Linked DNA regions of Homo sapiens: regions 2 and 3 are each linked to region 1. Evidence: chromatin loops called from intact Hi-C (ENCODE). Cell type or tissue: PC-3. All regions are shown on one strand.

The links. Hi-C counts contacts between places; a loop is a spot of excess contacts. Peaks named below come from ENCODE experiments on the same cell type or tissue, not always from the same donor. Only the 100,000 strongest peaks of a DNase experiment are listed, where the experiment ranks them.
Region 2: a loop joins it to region 1, with 8 times the contacts of the local background. A loop is called at or near these places in 44 of 110 quality-filtered maps.
Region 3: it touches region 1 in a loop (23-fold over the local background); 97 of 110 quality-filtered maps call a loop at or near these places.

The regions. Positions count from the first base shown.
Region 1 is chr5:151,820,664-151,828,663 of GRCh38, reverse strand. GLRA1 (glycine receptor alpha 1) reads left to right here. Exons shown (of 9, transcript NM_000171.4): 9 at 5,701-6,151. The coding sequence ends at 5,991. Among named protein-coding and RNA genes, the nearest start is that of G3BP1, 53 kb to the right of the region's middle. RefSeq lists a silencer at 7,362-7,656 and an enhancer at 7,362-7,656. In PC-3, a CTCF peak has its summit at 3,109 (motif pointing left); a DNase peak (open chromatin) is centred at 3,103.
Region 2 is chr5:152,345,490-152,353,489 of GRCh38, reverse strand. All of the region lies in intron 1 of LOC105378237 (a long non-coding RNA gene), which reads right to left. Among named protein-coding and RNA genes, the nearest start is that of NMUR2, 56 kb to the left of the region's middle. RefSeq lists a cis regulatory region at 2,796, enhancers at 2,712-2,881, 7,658-8,000 and a silencer at 3,554-3,653. In PC-3, a CTCF peak has its summit at 3,638 (motif pointing right); a DNase peak (open chromatin) is centred at 3,629.
Region 3 is chr5:152,138,259-152,146,258 of GRCh38, reverse strand. All of the region lies in intron 1 of LINC01933 (long intergenic non-protein coding RNA 1933), which reads right to left. Among named protein-coding and RNA genes, the nearest start is that of LINC01933, 180 kb to the right of the region's middle. In PC-3, CTCF peaks have their summits at 2,987 and 3,194 (motif pointing right); a DNase peak (open chromatin) is centred at 3,228.

The DNA of each region.
Region 1 (8,000 bases):
TGATTAACTAAAAGCTGATGGGGTCAAGAAAATAACTAACTATAAACCTAAAAGATTGGGAGGTGTCCACTGGCTTTTTTCTGCAAGACTGCATTGTTTTAATAGGCTTGATTCCAGAAGACAATTGCACCACAAAAGGTGAGATCTTAACGTAGAATGCCCAGGTTCAGGCCTTTGCTTCCTGCCTCTAGGAAAGAGGCAACAAGCAAGATCTCTGCCAGAGTGGGTTCTCTCTCCATATGAGGGATTGAATAAAGGAATATTTGACAGGGCACCTCTGAGAAGTTACCAACCTCTGTTCACGAGGTTGTGCACTGACCAAAGAATGCCAATGGGGAGCATGCAGCCTGCTGGAGCAAACTGCTCCATACCGTGGGTCCATAACTAGTTCCCCAGAAGATCCAACCACCCTAGCTTTTTTCTTAGTTCTTCAAACATACACACAGGATTTTAAATATCTTGTTCTCTTTCCCTGTACTGCTCTTCCAGTGCACTGTGTGTCCTAGCAAATGCCACGTTCTACTTGAACTTAATTTCTAAACTTCTAAAAATGTATCCTGATTTAAAAGCATAAATTCAATGATGTGATTTTTTTAAAGCCGATCTCTTCCACCAAATCGCAAGCTCCATAAAGGCAGAGACCGTGTTTGGTTTTGCTCTGTGCTATATCCCTGGTGCCTAACACAATGCCTAACATATAGTGAGCATGCAATAAGTATTTGTTAAACAAATGAACAAAGGGATAAACAAAAGATTAGGTTGGTGCAAAAATAATTGCAGTTTTTGCCATTAAAAGCAATAAAGAAGAAGCCTTCAGACAGAGAGTCTGAAGTTTTTCCACTGACAGATTAGGGCAACCAGGGACCCACACATTATGACCTGTCATAGTGTTGCAGGTCACAGTACATACCTGCAATATGCCAGGTCCTACAAGCTTTAGACTGACCTATTTAAAATCGTTGTCTATTAATCAGTAAAGCTCAAAAATAAAATAAAACAAAACAAAATAGTTGTCTGCCCAGGCGCAATGTGCTGTGACAAAGGACCCTGCCTCTTTAGTTTTCTTTAGTATGAGACTTTGAGCTAGCCTACTTGGGCCCAGGTTCTTCATGTGCAAAATGCGTATAAAGGGAAATTCTGGTGAGAATTAAATCAGAGGATGCCAAAGTAGCTTTAAGTTTTGTTCCTGCCGCACAAGTGCCAAGGATTAAAATGATTACATATACACACATTTCCATCAGTATGTTTCTTAAACATCAGCAATCTGATTCAATTAACTTCTGGCAGTTTACCACAGGGAGGAGGCCGACGTTCCAATACAGAAGATGTCCATGGGAATTAAGATATCACCATCCTTCTAAACTACATTGAAGGAGGAAATTGTCTTGGGTTCAGCAAGCCAGATAGAACTTCTTAAATGACCCCTAGTTTTAGTTACTCTATATTGTCCATTTAATACCTAGCCTCTGATGCTTTAAAAAAAAAAAAAAAAGTCTATTTAAGCAACTGGCATGATGGCTTGTGCCTATAATCCCAACTACTAGGAAGACTGAGGTGAGAGGATTGCTTTAGCCCAGGAGTTCCAGACCAATGTGGGCAACATAGTGACTTTGTCTCAAAAAAAAAAAAAAAAACAGAAAGAAAGAAAGAAACTGACCAAACGTAAGTATCTCTAAGATTTTATTTTTCCATTTTCCCTATACACTAGCTGCTTTTTGTAATTTCATCTGCTAGAGACATTTGTTAAAAACACTGATTTGAAAAGATCATGTCCAAGATATTTTACTAGCACCAGCCCCTTTGATTGAGCACTGCACAGCTCCAGTAGATGCTGTTTGTATGGACTAAAATGGGAATGGAGCCTCCTGAAGATATGTAGTATGGTGGGCCTATGGTACTTTCAAAGGCTGCTTCTACGCTCCCTAAGTATCTACCAGTTTGACACACTAAAAGAAAACAAACACTATCTCTGGCCAGATAAAGTGTGAATAAGGCCACTAGCTAGATTTGATCAGATTCTCCTGCTCTGTTCCCTCCTTTGAAGATACCTCAGCAATCACCCTATCCACTCCTTCCATGCAACTGATGAGAGAGACCCACAATAGCAAGGCCAAGTCACCGGTATCATGAGGCACTGATGGCAAAGGCAGGAGAGGTGCTAAAAAACCCGAGGTTCTTCTCCAAACATTAACCATACCACCATGAGTTCTTATCTGTTCATCAGTGTGTCCATCCTGAAGCAGATAAAAATTGTCCTGCATTTATTAGATCTTAAATAAAAACTAAGCCTCATCCCATGGCGAAGGTCAAAAACTAGTAGCCGGAAGGCCAGATTTGGTGTGCAAATATCTGTACTTTGGCCTGGAGTGTTTTTAAAATCTGGACTTAAGGGGTCAGCATTTAAAAACCACACTTCTGGCTTCACTAGAAAAAAAATCACAGCATCCAGCCACACTGAATGTGCTTCCCATAAGGTATTGGTGCACTGGAACTGCCTTTAGGTAGGGAATGCATTTTCCAGTTAATACCATCCCTTCTAACCAGGGATATTTTTCAGCCCCAACTCACTTTACCACTCACATTTCTCCTGCCTGCCTCCTTCTATGCATTTGAATTAACGTAATCTCATTCATAAGGGCTCTTAAGTTGGCCCAAATGTCAGAAATTACAATGATGCAGAAGTGAGCTCACCATAAAGAATAGTTTCCTTAGAGTAAGCCGCTCTGGAAGTGATTTGTACCCTAGAGGTGTACAAGCTTCTTCTGCAGAAACTCTCTTTAACAGGAAGTTTGCAGAAGGGATTTTAAGTCCCAGATGGTGAGTGGAGAGGAACTAGCTACATGCCTGAATTTCTCAGAGCCTGTGATCTTGGACAGCTTTCCCAACTCCCACCATCTTCCCATGTTGCCTCATTTGTTGTGCACAAAGCATCTGGTTCTCGAATTCTCTGGCCAGCCTCCTTAGGCAAATTATCAGGAAACCATATCTGTGAGCACCAGACTCAGCAGGCATACTACTAGCAACTTCCCTGAGCTCCAGAGTACACTACCAGATTTCCCCTGCTCCAGCTCTAAGCAGCTCCAGATGCAGTTGGGCATGCATTTCCTGCCACCTGCTGGTTCCAATAAGAATAGCAAGCCTTTTACCAGTCATTCCTAGGGAATTTTTCTCCCAGACACAATATGAAATTGATAATCCTCTAGCTAGATGGGGCCTTCAATCCAAACCTCTACTCCTCCTACTCCCATGTTTAACAGATGAGAAAGGCAAAGAATAATTCACCCAAAGCAGCATAAAAAGTTAATTTGGTGCTTCCCCCTACGTAACTAGGTCCCAGTTTAAAATAAAAAATAAAAATAAAAATAGAACAACACCCCAGCTCCAGCAAGGGGAGATTTTCATTGAAATGCAATAGAGTCAGACTTAGACCCCCTTCTAAGTACTAGGTCCAGCAATTTGGCTGGCTCTCCCCAACTCCTCTCCTTGGCCCTGGCATTGAATCTTCTACTGTTGCCCTATTCATAGACAAGTACTTACTGAGCACCTGTTTGCCAGGCACTGTAGGTGGCACATCCTCTTCCTCCTCACTTTTGCAATGAAGATGTTGGACAAGATTCATTCATTTTCCAAGGATTTCTTCAGCATTTACCATATGTCTCAAACCCTTCTGGTGCTAAAAATACAACTCCATTTAAACAAACAACAACAACAAAAAAGGACACTAAAGCTGGTGAAGATATACAAGTAAACATTTGTTCAACAAACATATACCAAGTTTTGAGCTTATGAACCAGGGACTATGTTCATATGTTCAGTGTTGAGAGTGCAGTGAACATGACAGACTTTGCACGGAGCTTATAATCTAGTAAGAGACAGACGCTAATCAAGAAATTACCATACAATGTGATAAGAGCTTTAAAAAAAGACGGAGATATATACAGAGAGCTTATGGAGCACACAGCAGGAGCGGCTAGCCTATACTTGGGAGCTCAGAGAAGGCTTCTAAGGAAGAATTAGGTGAAAGAGGAGTTGGAGACAAGAGATGGGGTTCAGAGTGTGTTCTAGGCAGGGAGAACAACTTGCACAAAGGCCCAGAGTTCAAGAAAAGAACCATGACATTTTCAAATATAAGGAAATATTTCAGTGACTAAAGCATAGAACACCAGATAGAAATGGCACAAGATGAGACTGCAAAAGCAGGCAGGGTCCAGGTTCTAAGGCCTTGTTTATCATGTTCAGGATTTTAATTAACCTGAAGTCAGTGGCAGCCTATTAAAAGGTTCTAAGCAAAAGATGACCAAGATCTGTGTTATAACGACTCAGATGGGTTGGGTGGTGGGGGCAGATTGGAGGCTGTTGCAATGGTGGGCTGGACACAGTGGCTCACACCTGTAATCCCAGAACTTTGTGAAGCCGAGGCAGGAGGATCTCGAGGCCAGGAGTTCAAGACCAGACTGGGCAACATAGCGAGACCCCCATCTCTACAAACAAGATAAAACAAAACAAACAAATCAGAAGGTGGCCTACCCTACAGGAGAGATGGAGAGGCACCAGTGAATCCTATACTGAGTTTTTCTCTGTTGGCCCGGTCCTGCACAGGAACAAGCAGAAGACGGTGTTCTTTTCCTGAAAGCATTATCTAGTTGGGCAATGTGAGCTGATAAAACTTCCCAATGCCAACATTGAATCAACAGCTGAGACCAAAACATTAGACTCTCAATTCCTCCTCAGAGCTCACATGCAACGATAACAAAGCTGGACATGAGGAGAGCAGACAATAGTGCCTCCATGATTCAGACCAGGGCAAGACCACCATGACCTGGGAAAGAGATGAACTAGAAGGATCAGGGCAGCAGGCATTTTGGTAGTGAGCATAAGGAAGGGACGTGAGAAGGCACAAGAGAAAATGTACAAACCTGGAGGGCTGCAAAGTATCTGGTGGGGGAGAAGGAAAGCCTGGAAAGGTAAGTTGGAGCCAAATGATGAAGGGTCTTGAATGAAAACTTAGTAAAAATCCAGAGGTCTGTCTGAAGTTACAACTGCCAGGGATGTGGGAACGTAGAGGCAGGAAGAAGCTGTGGCTTCCCTGGCTTGTAGAACGGAAGTGAGGCCCAGAGCTCCTGCTCCATCCTGGCCCATAGCCATCCCCCTTACCACCCACTCCTGGGAGTTATTAACTGGGGAATGGGATGGGGAAGAGGGCAAGGAAGCAACAGAGGCAAAGCAGGGGATCTGTCCAAATTGTCCTCTGAATTTCTAACTAAAACCCAGTACAACCTTGAATATGTTCTCAATTATAACCTCTGATGGTCAAAAGAAACTTGTGGAGTAGTGGGGAGAATCTTATCCCCCAGGTAGAAGAAAAAATGAAATAAAAATCCCCGAGACTCACAGAAGGAAATTACTTGCCTATGGTCATACAACCAGCAATTGATAGAGCTGGGACTTGAACACAGGTCTCCAGACTCTAAACCACATTCCTATCCCCTGTTTTGCATCTGTTTCAGCAGGCAAGTGGCGCCCCTCTATAAGGCAGAACTCCCCAGCCAGCCAAAAAGCCTCCAGAAACCTAGAGTGATGCAGTCTGGAAAGCAGGGAGAACCAGATAGGCATGGCCTGGCCCCCAAGGGAGTGCCTTGCAGGGAGGGTGCCTAGCCCCTGTCTTATTTTAAGTAGAGCCCCATGTTGAATCTATTCCAGGAGGATGAAGCTGGAGAAGGCCGCTTTAACTTCTCTGCCTATGGGATGGGCCCAGCCTGTCTACAGGCCAAGGATGGCATCTCAGTCAAGGGCGCCAACAACAGTAACACCACCAACCCCCCTCCTGCACCATCTAAGTCCCCAGAGGAGATGCGAAAACTCTTCATCCAGAGGGCCAAGAAGATCGACAAAATATCCCGCATTGGCTTCCCCATGGCCTTCCTCATTTTCAACATGTTCTACTGGATCATCTACAAGATTGTCCGTAGAGAGGACGTCCACAACCAGTGAAGGGTCTGAAAGGTTGGGGGAGGCTGGGAGAGGGGAACGTGGGAATAGCACAGGAATCTGAGAGACTAAGGAAGAGAAGGGGAACGGAGGGAGGGGGCACACTTACACAACTCTCTCTGCAATATGTGCAATAGCAAAATGCAGTGATGCATGAATTTTACAATGTGGCACTATTTAACCTCAGATGGGCTGTGGGCGGGGGGTCAGGAGGGACTTTTCTAATACAGCAACTGAGGGCTGGGAGGAAAGGAGGGGGTAAGGGCAGGGGGTGGGGGATTGGGGAAATAATAGCTTTCAAAAATCTGTCCATGGGCTGTGCAGTTTTCCTGTTTGGAAGGAGAGCGCAGTCTGCCCCAGAGCAGAAAGAAAGTAATGTAATATATGATATATATTCATGCTTAATATTAATGCAAAACCCCAAAAACAAAAGATTTGTTTCTTAACCTATCAGCCTAGTAACTGCTTAAATTTTTAAAGTCACGGAAGTAACGGACAATTTTTCCCAGAGTGGAAACAGTCACAAATAAGCTTGCTCTGGTGTATGTCCCATATCATACCCCTCCAAACGCCATACCTGTCTTCAAACTGACCCAGGCGGACACATGCCAAAAAGCCATTTTGCCTCTGCTTCAAGAGGGCTGTGTGGTATGGGAATGGGTAGTGGAAATGGGGACAGGTAGAGAGACGAGAAGGGAGTGACTAAAGAGACGGACATTTCAGAGGCCAAGGATTGAGAATGTAGGTAACCCCAGCTCAACCCTCACATCTCAAGGCTGAGGACCACAATTGCCCCTCTCTGAGCCCTCTTGCTTCTGTGCTTCAACAACGCCCCACTCACCCTTCACCAGCACCCAGAAATGGCCAATGTGGTTTTCTCATTATATTGCCAATATGCAATCTTTTTTATGGTTAAAAAAAGTAATAATCTTGAAAGATAATATGCAGATAGACTGAGTGTAAACAGGTACTTTTTTCAAATGACTATTTTTTTGGAGAGTCTCTTTGGAACTGCAACTGAGTGCATGTTTGGGAAGGTGGGGTCAGTGGTGTGAAATATATTTATTATCTAGTGGTTCTACAGAGTAAAGTTTTAAGAGGTGAAAGGGCAGTGTTGAGTCTACTGCCGATTAGGTATAAATGGGTGGAGAGAGATGGTAATGTGGTAATGTTTAGAAAATGTTTGTTATATTTTGACATATCATATATCATAATGTGCAAAGTTTGGGGGGCTGACCCCGTTATATTTTTGTAAGTCTGTTTTTTTTCCTTTTAGGTGCTTTAACATTTAGGAAAGTTAGACAAGTATTTCTCTTTCCTTTTAATTCTGAAGTGCCAGAATTGTCCTGGGACAGGTAGGGCACTCCAGAAAAAAAGAAGGACCAGCAGACGAATTTAGTTTGGGGGTGGGGTGGGTGGGCATGGTCCTACTGACAGAAATGGATATCACAGATGGGAGGTCTGCAAGGTGGAGACAGCAGGCCTCTCTGTCCAATGTCAACAGCACTATGCCTGAAATAATGGCACCATTGTCTGAAGCATTTTCCCTGCTTTGGCCCATGGCCAGAGTACTGGGGTTCCATTTCTTTCTTTGCACTTTAGTGTCTGAGCTTTGGATCAAAGGTGTATGTAGAATGTTGAGATAGCTGACAATCAGTTTGTACTGAGGCCTGGGGTTTCACATGTGTCTTTTAAAAATCTCCAACTTAAGGCAGGATGGAGGAGGAGTGGTAAGCAGAGAAGAGACACTGGAAGCCTAACTTTTCCCTAAAGCACCTTCCCATAGAGGATTTTCTCCCATTCCCACAGCACAATAACTAATACAGGCCTAAAGTAGCAGGTCATGGCAAAGATCTAAAGAGATTTACATAAGGAAAATGCACTATGCAGCCAAAAAAGGGTTTGGCTTTGAGGCTTGAATGGTAAAGGTGTTTACATCCAGGTCCGGGGAAAATAAATTATTGCCTTCCCTTCTCTTGGCCTGTGTAGACCAAAAAGCTAAACTGTATTAC
Region 2 (8,000 bases), 520 kb before region 1:
CCTTCCATCCATGAAAAGATATTTATTGAGTTCATACTCTATATTATGTGCTAGGAACACAGCAGGGAAATAGACAGATATAAACCCTACCCTCCCTGTACTCACAACCTAGTAGGGAAATCAGACAAGCAATTTGGATACTGATTAGTTTAGCCTTGTGACTGCTTTTATTCTGACAATATGTTCCATTTTAAGACAAGACTCCTGCCTTATTGCTGGGACTAAGCGTCTTATGTTGGAAACTGGGTACCCTGTTTCTCCCTCACCAGGGGCCATGTCTTATTCTCATAAATTCTCTTGGAAATACTATAGAATCCTGGAACAGTGGCTGGCCCTGCTGAGAGCATTTCCCTTTGTCTACACGAGTTACCCACCAGTCGTGCCAGACTCCAGCTGCACACTACCCCTTTTTTGGAAAAGCAATGAAAATCATGGCCACTTTTGGCTTCACTCTACTCTCTCTGTGCCAGGATCTATACCAACCACTTACTATAAATTACTTTATTTAATTTAAACAACAATGTTATGAGAGCAATACTGTTGTTATACCCTCACTTCACTGGGTTTACCTGGGTCTCTATCTCTGTCCTGATACTTGTCCTGCTAGGCTGAACACACCCTGGTCATCCACTGTTAGGCCCATCTCTGAAGGTCTGTCACACCCAAGGGACAGCTGGGGCCTGGCACTCTCCAGAATCTGCTCTGACAAGGTATCAGGTTGCCTGGGGGCACACCCAGCTCCACTGCAATGATTCCCAAAGCTGAACCAAAGACCACCAGCTGCAGAACCAAGTGAGGTCCTTCCTTAAATGACAAAATGTGTGTATAAAATGAAATACTATTCAGCGATAAAAAGAAATGGGGTACTGAGATATAGGCAAACCTCAAAATATGCTAAGAGAAATAAGCCAGAGGAACTGGACAAATATTGTATGATTCCACTTAGATGAAATATCTGGAATAGGTAGATTCACAAAGACAGAAAGCAGATAAGTGATTGCCAAAGGCAAGGAGGAGAGAGGAATAGGAGTGATTGCTTAATTGATATAGGGTCTCACTTGGGGGTAATAAAACTGTTTTGGGAAACAGACAGCGGTGATGGCTGCACGTGACTGTGAATGTACTAAATGTCACTGAATTGTTTATTTTAAGATAGTTCATTTTAATTTTATGTCATGTTTATCTCAATTTTTAAAAGGGGAGGAGGCAAGAATCTACTGAGTCAAAGTAGTTAGGCCCAGGAATGTCCTTTTGTACAAGCTCCCAGGTGATCTGGTACACACTAAAATTTGAAAAACATGCCTTAAATAAAACCTCCCAGTACAGCTACATAGAAATTGTCATCCAAAGGAATGCAAAAATTAAAAGCTTTTTTTTTTCAAAGCTTGAAGACAAGTCCTAAAGCAAAAGCATGGTTATAACTAGCACAAAGAGCCTAATGGTGAGGTGGCACCACTCAGCTGCCTGGTGCCATTATTTCCAGTTAGCAAGGCCTTCCAAGGGTTTGCCAAGACCACCTGCATGTGCATGTAACACAGTCACTGCAATGGGGGAAATGACGACAGAAAACAGGAGCAAGAGATACATGGTGATATGTGAAGAAGGACAAACCCTAGGCAAGAGGAGGAGGGATATTGACTAATCAATATGACCAAGCAAAGTAATGGTGCAGCTCCTACATAGCTCTGAATTAAAGTAAATGGGAATCAATGGGCTAAAAACCAAGGATTCAATAAAGCCATTAAGTCATGGCAATTCCTTTTGAGGCAAATTCATTCCTTCATGGCTCTGTCCCCTGTTCCTACCAAAAGTCAATACTCTCCTGGCAAGGGATTTGGGGGATGTGGCTCCCAATAAAGACTTTGTCACTATTTCACTCCACCTGTTTATCCCTAGGAGAGGGATTTCTTTGCTTCTGGCTTTTTTCCATCAGTATGTTGGTTTTGCTTCAACCCGTAAGTTAACTGATTTGTGTTTCAAGGGAAACAAAACCTAATCTCATCTGCTGACACCTGACAAGGGGCCAGGTCTCTCAGTGGTTAGTGCTGCTGTTGAAACCTTCCCAGGGAGCTATATCGAGTCACAGTGTGTCCCTCACACATGAACACATTAGCAAGGCACTCTGTGACAGGTGCTATGTTAAGAATATCCTATGTATTGTCCTATTTAACTCTTACCACAACCCCACAAGATTCATTTTATGGATTGGGAAACTGAGTCTTGAATGGTTTAGTAACTCCTAATGTCTCCTGACTCCAAAGCCTGCCTAATGACCACTAGACTCAGCAGTGTCCACATGCCTCCCTAACTAAAACCCTCCAAGTCTCCAGGAAATGAGTGAGTTGCCAATGACCCTTCCAAAGCAGCCACCCACACCCCACAGCAGTTAGAGAGGATTTCTGAGCACATTGGGCACACACAAAATAGTCTCCCAGGTATAAAGTCTTATGTTGAGAGGGGCACTGGCCAACAGACGTCCACAGTTGCTGAGCTCCTTTTTTTTTTTTTTCTGAGATGGAGTCTCGCTCTGTCACCCAGGCTGGAGTGCAGTGGCATGATCTTGGCTCACTGCAACCTCCACCTCCCGGGTTCAAGCAATTCTCCTACCTCAGCCTCCCAAGTAGCTGGGATTACAGGTGCATGTAACAACCACATCTGACTAATTTTTGTGTTTTTAGTAGAGACAGGGTTTCGACATGTTCGCCAGGCTGGTCTCAAACTCCTGCCCACCTCAGCCTCCCAGATGATCTGCCCACCTCAACCTCCCAAAGTGCTGGGATTACAGGCGTGAGCCACCGCACCCAGCCAACAGTCCCTGAGCTCTTATCAGCCAGAACGCTCACCAGCATACAGCCGGGTTAGGAGACAGGAAGAGAATGATTCTGGTGAGTGTGTGCTAAAGACTAACAACTTCGATTTGCTTGAAGGAGAACACACATGCTATGTATTAAGGTAAATGAAAGCTATTGCTTTGGATTCAAAGAACCTGGGCCCTAATTTCCAGCTCTTCCACTTCAGCTATGTGACCTCGGGCAGTTTTGACCTTGCTGAGACTGAATTCTCATTTGCAAATTGGAGGTGTTTATCTTGCACAGTGGTGGCTATGAAGAGTGAATGAGATATTTCACATAAGAGCATTTATCATGTGCCTGGCACAGAGTGAATCTTAAATCGTAGCTGCCATTATTTCCCAAAACCAGATGACTGCTTTGCCAATAAACAACCTACATGCTGCTTTAGACATGCCTGACAAATGTTAGAGCCTGTGTTTACATAGACCGGTGCGCACACAAACCCGGGTGTTCTTTCCTGCTAACCAGTGTGTAGCCTAGTTTACATAGCAGCCTCTCTGAACCTCATAGAGATAACAATATTGGCTACTGCATAAGTGTGTGGTCTGGAATGTTAAAAAGGGAGAGGCCTTCGTGAAAGCCTGCCAATTTTATAGCTTTGATCACCCATTATAATGCTTTCTTTGCCCAGAGTTTTAGACTTCATCATTTTTTCTGTCCCAATACTGCAAAATATGTTGATCAGGAATTAATGCAGTGCAATAGAACTCTGCAGGGCATGCAGCTAGCACCAAAGAAGCCAAGACTTACAGCTCGTGGCACTTGGAGCCACTGGCCACTAGGGGCCGTTGGTAAGCCACAGAAAGCTGGAAGGATGCCTACCTGTCAGGTTTTTAAAAATCACATTTCTTATACAAAAAGCTTTCTGGACTCTCAAAAATCCAGCTCAGGGTCCTTTTGCAGGGAGGGATGGCTTTATTTTCTATAAAGGCTTTAGTCCCATTTCTTTCTGGGACTGAAGAAAAGGGAAGATGAGTCTTAACGAGCTCTGACCTAGTCAGTGAGGCACATGGTTGGTTGGCTGGGGTGGGGTTGGTGGGACTTGTGTGGCAGTATTTGCACAATCCTGAGAGATCCTCCACCTGCAAGAATTCCCCCAATACCCAGTGACTGAAATCTCTTTATGTCTTATTAACACTATGAACTTCTAAAGCCCGGTGATAAATACAGATATTCAGGATGGGACCATGTGTCAGACCACGATTAGATGCGCGATACAGGAAAAGGAGTCAGTGCACACCAAAGAAAAGCATGCAAAGATAGAGCTCCTAAAAGTGGGTTTGAATTCTAGCTTAGCCACTTATTAGCTGTGAAAACTTGGGCAAGTTACTTAATCCCTCTAAGCTTCCATTTCCTTTGAAACCCCTATATCATAGGTTTGTTGCATGGGTTTAAATGAGAATGTATACAAAATTGTACACACATAGAAAGTCTAAGCAATTTTTATTAGTTGTTATTCTTCTTTTGTTGAGTGAAAGTAAGACTGGAATTCAAGGCTAGAGAGCAGACATGCTGTCAGGCAGTTGGGGTTGAGGAAGCAAAATGAGGGTACAAGGAAAGTTTAAAACGGGGATCCCCAAACCCCAGGCCACGGACGGACTGGTACCAGTCCATGACCTGTTAGGAAGTGGGCTGCACAGCAGGAGGTGAGCGGCAGGTGAGCGAGCATTACCGCCTGAGCTCCACCTCTTGTCAGATTAGTGGCAGCATTAGATTCTCATAGAAGTGCAAACCCTATTGTGAACTGAACATGCAAGGGATCTAGGTTGTGAGCTCTTTATGAGAATCTAATGCCTGATGATCTGAGGTGGAACAGTTTCATCCCCAAACCATCCTGACCCTGCCCCTCTATGCCCACCATCCATGGGAAAATTACACAAAACTGGTTCCTGGTGCCAAAAAGGTTGGGGGCCACTGGTTTAAAAGACAGAAGAAAGCCAAAGTAGATGTCTACAGCTCATTGAAGCCCAGATGAAGAAAGTAAAGAAGCCCCTAGATAGGTGTTCACATATTCAGAATTCTTTTATGGTTTGATTGTAAGATGTATACTGGTGCGTGCGTGTGTGTGTGTGTGTGTGTGTGTGTGTGTGAAGTTAGGGGTGTTAAAACTGTAGCTCAACTTTATATCCTAGATGCCAGAGAACTTGTAAAGTCCTCTAGAGCTAGGACACCAGAGGAAAAAAGGAACTAGAAAAATACCAGTTGGTAGACAGAGATCAGGGGAAATGAAGAAGGCTAAAAGACTACACAACTCTGGGTCTCATACCATGAGAAGCAAAGGAAATTAGGGCACACCTGCAGGAGGGCAAGTGGCTTGGGAGGGTACACAAACAGCCCCTGAAGAGAAGGTGAAGAAACATGGATGTTCTACTGGAAAAAGATAAACACAAAGGAAATTTGATCCCTATCTTTGGAGCACTGAAAGACAGTATGGGGAAATAGGAGAGACTGGCTGCCTTATACGTGGCCCCCAAAAGGTAGAGTTAGAATCAATGGGTGTCCAAGAGTTCAGAAATCCCCTAAGGTTATATCTCACCGCGCGCGCGCACGTGTGTGTGTGTGTGTGTGTGTGTGTGTGTGTGTTTAGGTACACACTAAACAAATGTACATCTTTTTGGAAAAAAGGATATTTAAAGCTTTCTTTATCAGATTTTCGTGACCTCAAAAACTTAAGAACTCTTGATATAAATAATAACAGCTAATATTTATCAAGCAATTACTAAGCACCAAGGACTGGGCCAAGTCTTTACATAAGTTATTAAATCCTCACAAGAATCCTCAAGAGGCGGAATAGCTGACTATGAACGCAGGCCTTGGAGCCAGTCTGCTTTAGTTTATATATCAATTCTGTCATTAACTAGCTACATAACCTCTGGCAACTCACTTTCTCACTTCCCTCATTACAAAATGGGGATAATAATAACCACCTCAAAAGGTGTGAGAATTAATTAGTATTAGGGTGGTGCAAAAGTAATTGAGGTTTTTGGTACGGTAATAGCAAAAAATTTTGGTATTGGAATGTCAAAAACTGCAATTACTTTTGTACCAACCTACTATATGTAAAGATTTTGGACAACATCTGACAAATAGTATGCTTCCTAACTACTATCACTTTCTAACTATTAACACTCATTGGTGTGCTGGTCAATGTTTTAAAACAAGCTCTCGAAGAGAAGAAAGAAAAGAGAAACTCTAAGTTGTAATATTCGACAATTTCTGTAGTATAAATATTCCCACCTAGATCCATTTCAAGCTAGCAAAGTGAAATCAACCAGCTCACAAAATTCTTAAACAATTAACAACTGGCTTTCATGAGATAGTACAGGATAGCTCCAGCACACCACTACATTAAAGTTTTTTCTTACTCTCTCTCTTTCTTACTAAGTGCTGGCTGGAAATGGTTCCCTGGTTCCTTGAAGGAGCAGAGTTTATGTAGAACTGAGAGAAGCAATGCTCATTTTCTGTTAGAAGATGCAGGTTAGAGAAAGGAAGTATAAGAGAGTCTGGCAAGAGAACAAAAACCTGTTTGGGTCAAGCAATATTTCTGAAAATGATGGGCATGATCTTTCTTGGGGTAAGAGGGAATTAAACAGCTACCATATACTAAGGGCTTATTACTTGCAAACCTTCATTATTTCATTTAATTCTGACAACAGCCCTTTAAGGTAGATGGTTGTACTTGCCCCAGATTCACAGAGGAGAAAAGGGGGCTCAAAGACATTAGGAAACTCTTCCAGGTGGGACAAGAGCTGAGAGTCAAGCTTAGCTAAGGGCCCAAGCCTGCGTGACCCTAGAGCCTGAAATCATTCCACTTTTCTATATTGCTGCTTAAGCAACAGGGAAATATCCCGGGAAGGCAACTTGGGTTCACCCCCAGTGGAAAGGGGCATCCCCAAAACCCTGGGTAAATTCTATAGGTGGTGCATCAATTTTTACAATCTCTCCAGCAGTCCTGTTCCAGAAAGCCCTTTCATAGATGGGTCCTCCAAGCTTCTCCATGATCAGAAGGCTCCTTAGCCACCCAAATCTCCAAGACCTTTCTACTGCTGCCACCATGGGATTACTCTCCCGGTGCTTCTCTGGGACTACCAGTATCTCATGCCCTTATCCTTCCAGAATCCCTCTCGACAATCAGTTTAGGTACCCAACTTGAGGTCATTTGGGATAGCTGCAATCGTGGAGCCATATAGTCAGGTAGTATAGGAAGACATGCAAAAATGCTGAGCCTTCAACCATCCCTGAAGGCACTCTCTTTCCTCTAGAGAGGCCATACAGGGTGTAATTTGTATGACAGATCCTGCAGTTACATTGCTCAGCTCCAATCATGGCTCTGTATTTGCTAATAATGTGACTTTGGGCAATTTACATAACTTCTATGTGCCCCAGTCTGTTCAAATATGAAATGGATAACAATAGGGTCCTCTTCAAAGCACTATTGTGAGGAATCAATAAAATAACATGTAAAGGGGTATTAAAAGGGGCTTAAATTGATGGTATAAACAAGTTTTACACTCAATAAATGTTAAGCATTATAGCTTGCCCATAGATCCATCTGCCAAATCCATTTTTTAAAAAGGTATTGTCGGGGGGAGGAGCCAAGATGGCCGAATAGGAACAGCTCCAGTCTACAGCTCCCAGCGTGAGCGACGCAGAAGACGGGTGATTTCTGCATTTCCATCTGAGGTACCGGGTTCATCTCACTAGGGAGTGCCAGACAGTGGGCGCAGGCCAGTGTGTGCGCGCACCGTGCGCGAGCCGAAGCAGGGCGAGGCATTGCCTCACCTGGGAAGCGCAAGGGGTCAGGGAGTTCCCTTTCCGAGTCAAAGAAAGGGGTGACGGACGCACCTGGAAAATCGGGTCACTCCCACCCGAATATTGCGCTTTTCAGACCGGCTTAAAAAACGGCGCACCACGAGACTATATCCCACACCTGGCTGAGAGGGTCCTACGCCCACGGAATCTCACTGATTGCTAGCACAGCAGTCTGAGATCAAACTGCCAGGCGGCAACGAGGCTGGGGGAGGGGCGCCCGCCATTGCCCAGGCTTGCTTAGGTAAACAAAGCAGCCAGGAAGCTCGAACTGGGTGGAGCCCACCACAGCTCAAGGAGGCCTGCCTGCCTCTGTAGGCTCCACCTCTGGGGGCAGGG
Region 3 (8,000 bases), 320 kb before region 1:
AAGAGAAAGGGGAGGAGAAATAGGTGGTACAGAGATCCTATGACCAACAAAGCCTACAATATTAGGTATCTGGTCTTTTGCAGAATACATTCGTTGGTCTGTAAGCTATAGTATAAACTTCCTGTGAAATAAACGGGCCATTGAAAACAGAAAAAAAACCCTCATGCGCTGACATGAAAGGAGATCTACTACATATTGTTAAATAAAAAATGCAAGTATCAGAACAGCATGAGTAGTCTGATTACATTTGTGTCAAAATACAGGATGCAAGTTATTTATAATGTATATGCAAATAAAATATCTGAAAGGACACGCAAGAAACTTAACAGTTATTGCCTCTGGGGAAATTAGACTGAAATGAAGGTAGTGATAGGGAGAAAAATCCTTTTATATTTTACTGTATTTTCTTCTCCACTCAGATTTTTACTATAAGCACGTTATGGCTTTCACCACAAAAATGAGCCAGTTGGACAGTACGATCTCCTGGGACACCTTCAGTTCTGAGTCTCTCTAGAATAATAACTTCTAACACTGAGTTACTATTTTTTCCAATTTGCTACTACTATGATAAACACATTCAACTTTTTGCTTCTTTTAATCTTCATAACCACCTCCTGAGGTTATGAACACTTTCTGCCAGATGAGGAGCCTCAGACCCAGAACTGTGATTTTTACCCGAGGATTCGAGGCTCTGTCTCCACTGCCTCAGTTTCAACAGCAACACCATCTGGCCTACCTGAGTGTCTGAGTGAGTCAGAGCGGGTCAGAGTGAGGTTAGCTAAATAAGCAGAAAAGAGCAAAAGATATAACATATGATTTAAAGAAGGCCAGAAAGGTAATATAGCCAAATAATTCTCTTTCTTGAGTCCATTTTAGACTGCTAATGAACAGAAGGCCAGGGTGAGAGGTAAATTTTTCACTTGGAAGTAAAGGAAAAAGGGTAAGTGCTTTTGATCACCCCTCAAATCATATGTAAATGGAGCCTACTCTGTCCATGGGGGAGGCTGTATGACCATGGGTAAACCGAAGGCCCTCTCTGAACCTCACAGCTCTTATTTCTAAAATGGGGAGGTTAGCCTGGATCAGGCAGGGATCATATACTGTTGGGTTACAAAGTGTTTACAAGGCCAAGCTGATCAAGATAATGGATCAGGGTGGAAACTGTAGGGAACTAGAGAATTCTTGACCTATTTAAAGCAGGGCAGAGTCTTTTTTTTACTTATAGATTGCTGCCAAGGGGGAATGCAGACCAGTGTCATCAAATGATCTGGTTTTCAAGAGAAGCCAGAAATTCAAATTTCTAAATGAAAAAAAAAAAATCAAATTTTAAAATTGTGTCATCTCATCCTAACATTGAAAAAAAAAAAAAAAAGAGCACTCTAGTGCCAAAACAAATGCATCCACGCATAGCCTACAGGCCTGCCAATCTGCCTCTAACAGAAAAGGTCATCAGGGACACTTGGAGCTCCAAGTCATTGAGTCCCTGATGCGGGTTGTAAGGGCTGCATTCCCCAAAGGGCAAATTCCATTAAGCTTCCATTTGAAACATCTATCACAACCCTACCTGTTTCCTTTCTCCCAGTTACATCTCCTGCTCACCCCAGCAAATAACAATTGGCAAAATCCAGAAAGTGAAAGTGCCAAGCAAGAGGAGGAATAAAGCATTGACTTCAGCCATCTGTAGCCAGCAACAGGAGATGAAGTACACCCTGAGGAAGTCAAGGCATCCTTTGCTCACATGACTGACTGTCTCTTTCCTGGGGACAATCCCTACAGAAATGGCAGAAAAGTCTCTCTCTCTTTCCCCTCCTGCATTCAAGCAGCCACTTGCCTCCTTTCTTTCCCCTCTGCCAGTATCCTCAGCTTTTTTTCGCCCACACCAGCGATTTCCATGCACGGGAACAACACTCCATCTAGAAGTGACAAGCCCCCACCACCAGCAGACTGTGACGGCCCAGCTTGTTCTTCATTCTGACGTGGCTGCAAGCAACACTAGGCTCCTTGGCGACAACCTCAAGGTGATTGGAATACTGAAAGCCCCAAGATGGGTGTGTTCATGTGCACGTGCACACGTGATAAGAACAGCAATCATTCGAGCTCTTGACAGCCCTCACACTGTAGGAGCAGGAGAAGCAATCCATACAAGGGAAATGGGAAAATAAAAACTGCCATATTCAAGCATCAGCCATGACCCCCTATTGCATGCAGAATAAAGCCAAATTCCTGCATTCAAGGCCACCTACCTCCCAGTAGCTTTTCCAGTCTCATCTTGAACCACACTGTCTCTAGAAAGCTATACATCAGTTACTTAAATATTTTCCCTAAACTCTCCCACCTCCCAGTTTGCTCACTCTAGCTAGAAGGTGCTTCCATTTGGAAAGAGGTAGATTTTTATGTTTAATGAAAAAAAAAAACTTAGGAAATTTTGTTCTAGCAGTTCCATTACAGAACCACCAAAAATAATTTCCAACTAATACCACTAGGCAATCATGGAACTAATGGTAAATATTATTTATTGAGCACCTACTATGTGCCAGATACTATACTGAATGCTTTATCTGCCTTACGTTATTTCACTCTCACAACCACTCTATTAGATGAGAACACAGAGGCACATAAAAGCTTAAAGGATACCCTATCCAATATCACACAGCCAACGCATGGCAAAGCCAGGAGTCAAGCCCAGGACCTCTGTCTCCAGAGCTTTCAGCCTCACCACTGGGATATATTGTCTTTCTATGGGAAGATGCGTATCGAGGAAAGGGAAATGAAACAGGATGGGGTAGTCTGAGTTTTAGTCCCTGCTGGGTCTTTGTCACTTTGGACAGGTCATTTCACCACTCTAAGCCTCTGTTTGGCCCTTCTCTAAAATCAGAGTCTAAATATAAGACCCAAAGGATGCGGTTTGTGATGCCATATACAAGTAATTTCATCCAGATTTATTACAAAAGAGATAAGGGGAAAAAGAATAGCACAACTGAGCTTAAGGGAATAGAATGTTTGGGGAACATAACCAAAATGGGGTGGCAAACAGAGATGTGGATAAGTTAAGCCACGGAATGATCTAAAAGTACACTTCTCTGAGACAGCCTTTGGAGAGGCCTGTTGTGACTGAAGGGACCCTGGGTACTCTACTCAGAAGGTTTAACTCCAGGCTGAAGCTCTCAGCCCCTGGGTGAGGGTCCAGATAAGCATCACTGCAGATTCTCCAGTGTCCAGCAGAGGGCACCCACGTCCACCTACTCAGCTGCTCAGAGAGACTTGGCAATCTGGCTTCAGACATCCCCTTACAAGTTACTTGTCTATCCTGCCTTGTTTCCCCTGATCCATTTACCAATGGGACTGGAATAAACCAAGGTATGGGAATAGGCCATTTAGAAGCTAAATTTGCTCCTATATGCCTCTGAATTTCCAAGAAACATGTTTAAAAGATGACGAGGCTGTGCAGCGGTCCCGTTCCTCCCCTGCCATTCTTCTTTGTTCCTCGGCCTCTCCAAGCAGAGTCCAGGAGATAAGAGAATCTGCCTGGCTGGCACTCTTGCTGCAGCTTCTCTGGTTACTCTCGGGGGATTCCTGATTTTGTTGAGAAGGGTTTCTCTTTATCAAATCACAGGCCTCCTCCGAAATGGCCCAAGAGACCATCACCGCCTGCCGGGTGCTGAAATATGTTATCATTAGGCTCAACATGCTATTTAGTTAATTAAATGTCATGCTTTTGATGGCATTAATTAGACCCGCTGCCGATTCCTCAGAAAACAAAACCAAACAAACATAAAAAAATCACTCCTAACCCAGGGAGACTCAATGGAGCCAAAGTGAGATCTTCCTAAATCCCTCTCTCCTCCCAGGACAAAATTAGTCCACATGGATCTTTGAACAGCTCAATGAGCTTCATGATGTCATTTTTCCTTTGAGGGATGATGTTATTAATGTTCCTGGTATTTTAGAGCAGTTAATGTTTTTATTAATAATGACATAATTGTCCTTTATAGGAATGTAATATTTTAGAGGTTGCTATGGACTGAATTGTGTCCCCCTCCAAAAAATTTATATTCATAAGAGTCATGTATAAACAGGTAGCCACATATCCAGAGATCTAAGAATTACAATGATGACAAAGGGTCAAGGTGGACAAATAGTCAGATGTGTCCAGGCACTACCAGGAAAACAGCAACATAAGGCAGGCCCAAGATTGACGGCATAAGTCATCAAGTTCCAAGATACAGACATAGGCAGCAGGATCTAGTAGAAAGGCTATTGAATGAGTGACCAAAGGCCTGTCTCTTATTACTGGTGATCTTCAGCAAATCATTTAGTATCTCTGGACTTGGTTTCCTCAGCTTCAATTGAAAAGAATGGACAAGACAATCCCTAAAAGTTCAACCTCCAAATCCTGATACCAGGGGTCAAAAGTAAGGCAGAGGCAAACTTCTAAGAGTCTGGGCTACTAAGAATTTTGCAAAGCAGAACCAGTGTCCAGATGTGGAGAGCCACAGTAGACAGGCTTATGATAGTTTAATGGGGGACACTTTTGAGAGTTAAGCAGGAGCAAGTCATACTTCATCAGTGATAATATGTATAAATGGACACCACCTCAGCAAACCAGTTCATGCGGCCTCTAGCTTATGGGAGATGGACATCTCAGAACCTCAGACTGTGCCTCATGCCCCACAGTTCTCCATCTGCCCAGCATGTCCTGATAGCACTGTCCTGCTTAGCGGATTCATCCTATCTTGGCTTGGCTTGTGTCCCAACACAGAGGTCCACTTGGGGCCAGGCTGGGGGTTTTCAGAACAGTCTAAATCCTCAGCAGATTCCTTAGGTTAAATGAGAGGGATAGGCAGATTCAGCAGGCAGAGGCTGAGCCATTCTGAGATATGGCCAAGTTACAAGAAAAAGTATATTCAGGCTGGGCACAGTGGCTCACACCTGTAACCCCAGCACTTTGGGAGGTCAAGGTGGGTGGATCATTTAAGGTCAGGAGTTCAAGACCAGCCTGGTTGACATGGTGAAACCCTGTTTCTATCCAAAAATACAAAAATTAGCCAGGCATCATGGCGAAGGTCTGTAGTCCCAGCTACTCAAGAGGCTGAGGCACAAGAATTGCTTGAACCTGGGAGGTGAAGGTCACAGTGAGCTGAGATCCCACCACTGCACCCCTTGGGCAACAGAGTGAGACCCTGTCTCAAAAAATTAAAAGTATATTCAACTAGGACCCAGGAAATCTGAGTTGTAACACTAGATAGGTCATTGAATTTACGTGTATCTTTGTGAAAGTCACTTAATTTTTCTGAGCCTCAATTTTATCCCCTATACAATCGAGGGAGAAGCCTGGTTGTTGTCTGGAATTTTCTGCCCTAATATCATAGCGTATTACACTTTTTATAAACGTGGCACTTTACCTTGGCAATCTGAAGTAGAAACAGAAGTGAGGTTTTAGATTTTCAGCTTCTCCTTCAGACAGTGAACTCTCTAAAAGCTCTAACCATGTCCATTGCACTAGTTCTAGATATAGTGAATGTTAGGAATGATGATGGCTACTGTGAGGAGGAGGTCACCACAGTAGAGTTGACAACACCTTAAATAGCTCACATGTATACCACAGCATTTTAAATTCTGTTTGGATGATCAAAGGTAAAATGATATTTGCGTTACTCACCAGTCCTGATAATATCATTGAGCACCTAGATCCAGCCATGCCTGTAGTTAACATACTCCCTATTTTCCAGTTACATGAATTAGTCACTTTCCCCTTTTATCTTTCATGGGTTGAAAAGTTCTCTGTCCTGACTAATCCTGTTGCATTCCATTTCTATCATTTGTAACTGAAAGAGGCCTCAGAATATACAAGACATCAAGAAAGTAAGATTGCCACATATAATACATAATACAAAGCTAGATTTAGATGTCTCTGCAGGTTTTCTTTTGTATAGGTCAAGAGTCAGAAGGGGGAAATTTTAGAACCAAGATCATGCTGATGTCAAGAATCTGCCAGATTAAGTTGCAGAACTGTTTGTTGAAATGCCCTTTTACCCAGTCATGCTGAGCATTTTAAACAGTCTGCAGTTTGGTCCTCAGAAACTTAGCTACCTAAAGAGAAGTATCTATCTCTTATGATGGCACAGTGTTAGTAAAGTAGACAAACACTCCAAAAAGATGTGCCGATGAGCTGTATGTAATATATACTTGAGGACAGTGACAGCCACTTATTGAAGACCTATTGTGTGCTAGGAATGTCCTGGTGGCCATTCCCACAATAATCCTGGGTATTTGATATAATTATCCCCATATCATTAACACTGATGTTCAAGATCACAGAGATTAAGTGACTTTTCCAAAAAGAGTCAGTGGTTCAAAGCTTGGTCTCCCAAGTTCAAGCCCAGTGTTCCTTCCACCATGCCACAGTAGCTTTCTATCCACAGAATGAAGGGGGGTCAGTAAGATACTAATAGCACCAAAAGAGGGGTAAATAAAAACAGCCCAGCCTTGAAGGTGGAGGTGCTTCAAAAGGAAGCACCTGTTTCCAAAGGGTCAGAGCCTGTGGTAAGGAAAGGCATGAGACAAGCTGTGTTCACTTCCTGACAATCCTGCAAATCCTTTCCTAAACTCATCATTATCTTTCTTTGCTCTTCCATCTCCATGTAACCCCCAAAATCAGTCTCAAAGTCATAAAGCTGGTAAGTATCAGAGGCAATATTGGAACTCACTCCTGTCTTGCTCCAGAGCCCAGGCTCTTAACAATCACCTCAGGATTTCCCAAACATCATCACTCCTACATCATTTCTGGACTTTTCCATGCCCTCGACCACCTGCATTGTTATTTACTTAGTACTTTAATTTAAAATGATACATTTCCATTTAAAATTACTTAAAGAGGAAACCTCACATTACTATACAAATGGAAAAATTATATCACTTGCCATAAATAGAAGGAAACCTCAAAATAAATACAAGAACAAGCCAAAGTTATTAAATTTAAGAGACACTGTTACTTGATGATGTCTCTGAACCAAAAACTTGCATTTTTTGCTTAAAAAAAAAGGTTGAGAGGAATATTGAGGCTTTAAAAAATATATTAGCGCACACATGAGTCTTTCTCCCTGACATAATCAGATGAATTAAAAGAGAATTGAAAAGAAAATAACTTTTCTCACAACACAATTCTACATCATTTAATACCAAGTCTATATGCTACCCAGAATCCCGGTGGAAGTGCCAGCAGGCAGACACGCGCTTTACTTTCGGTCACCCTGCCTTAGTGTTCATCCTGGCTCACATGCAGCTGCCCCTTCCCCATCTCTGTGCCTTTGCCTCTGCTGTCAGCCTCACCATCCTTCCCTTTCTTCTAGCAAATCCCATCTCCCCTTCGTGCAGCCTTCCTGAAATGTTTAATCCTAACATGCTGCTTTGCTTCTGTACCACACATTTAGGAAATGTGCTATTTATTGTCCTTAGTGCTAACGTAACCATCTCATGTGCAGATTTCATCTTGCTTTGATAAGCTTGATACTCAAACAAGCAAAGTGACTGTCCCAATTAATCAGCTTCCGTATCTGAAAAGTAAACTGCAAAACATCTAACATCCATTCTAGCTCTCATGGTGGCTTCATGTATTTTAGAACTGGAACTATCTTACAATCATCTGATCCATTCCCTTATTCTACAGATGAGAAGGCTCAAGCTTTAAAGTGGTGTACTCAAGGTTTAACCCCTAGAAGCTGATGACACAACTGGAGTCTGAACCCAAAAACTCTCGGTGGGCAGACATGTTTTTCTTCTATATTTTTCTCTATGATAAGGACCTAAGAGGTCTATGGCCATACCACCCTGAACGTGCCCTGTCTTGTCTGATAAGGACCTAAGAGCACTTAATAAATACAACTCAGAATTGAAACATTCAACAACAAATCCCCATGTTCCTAGTTCAGTTGTTGAAAAATTCCACTGAAGAAAGACTCTTCCAGGAAACATATGCAGGGAAGAGCTTCATTTTTGCAAAC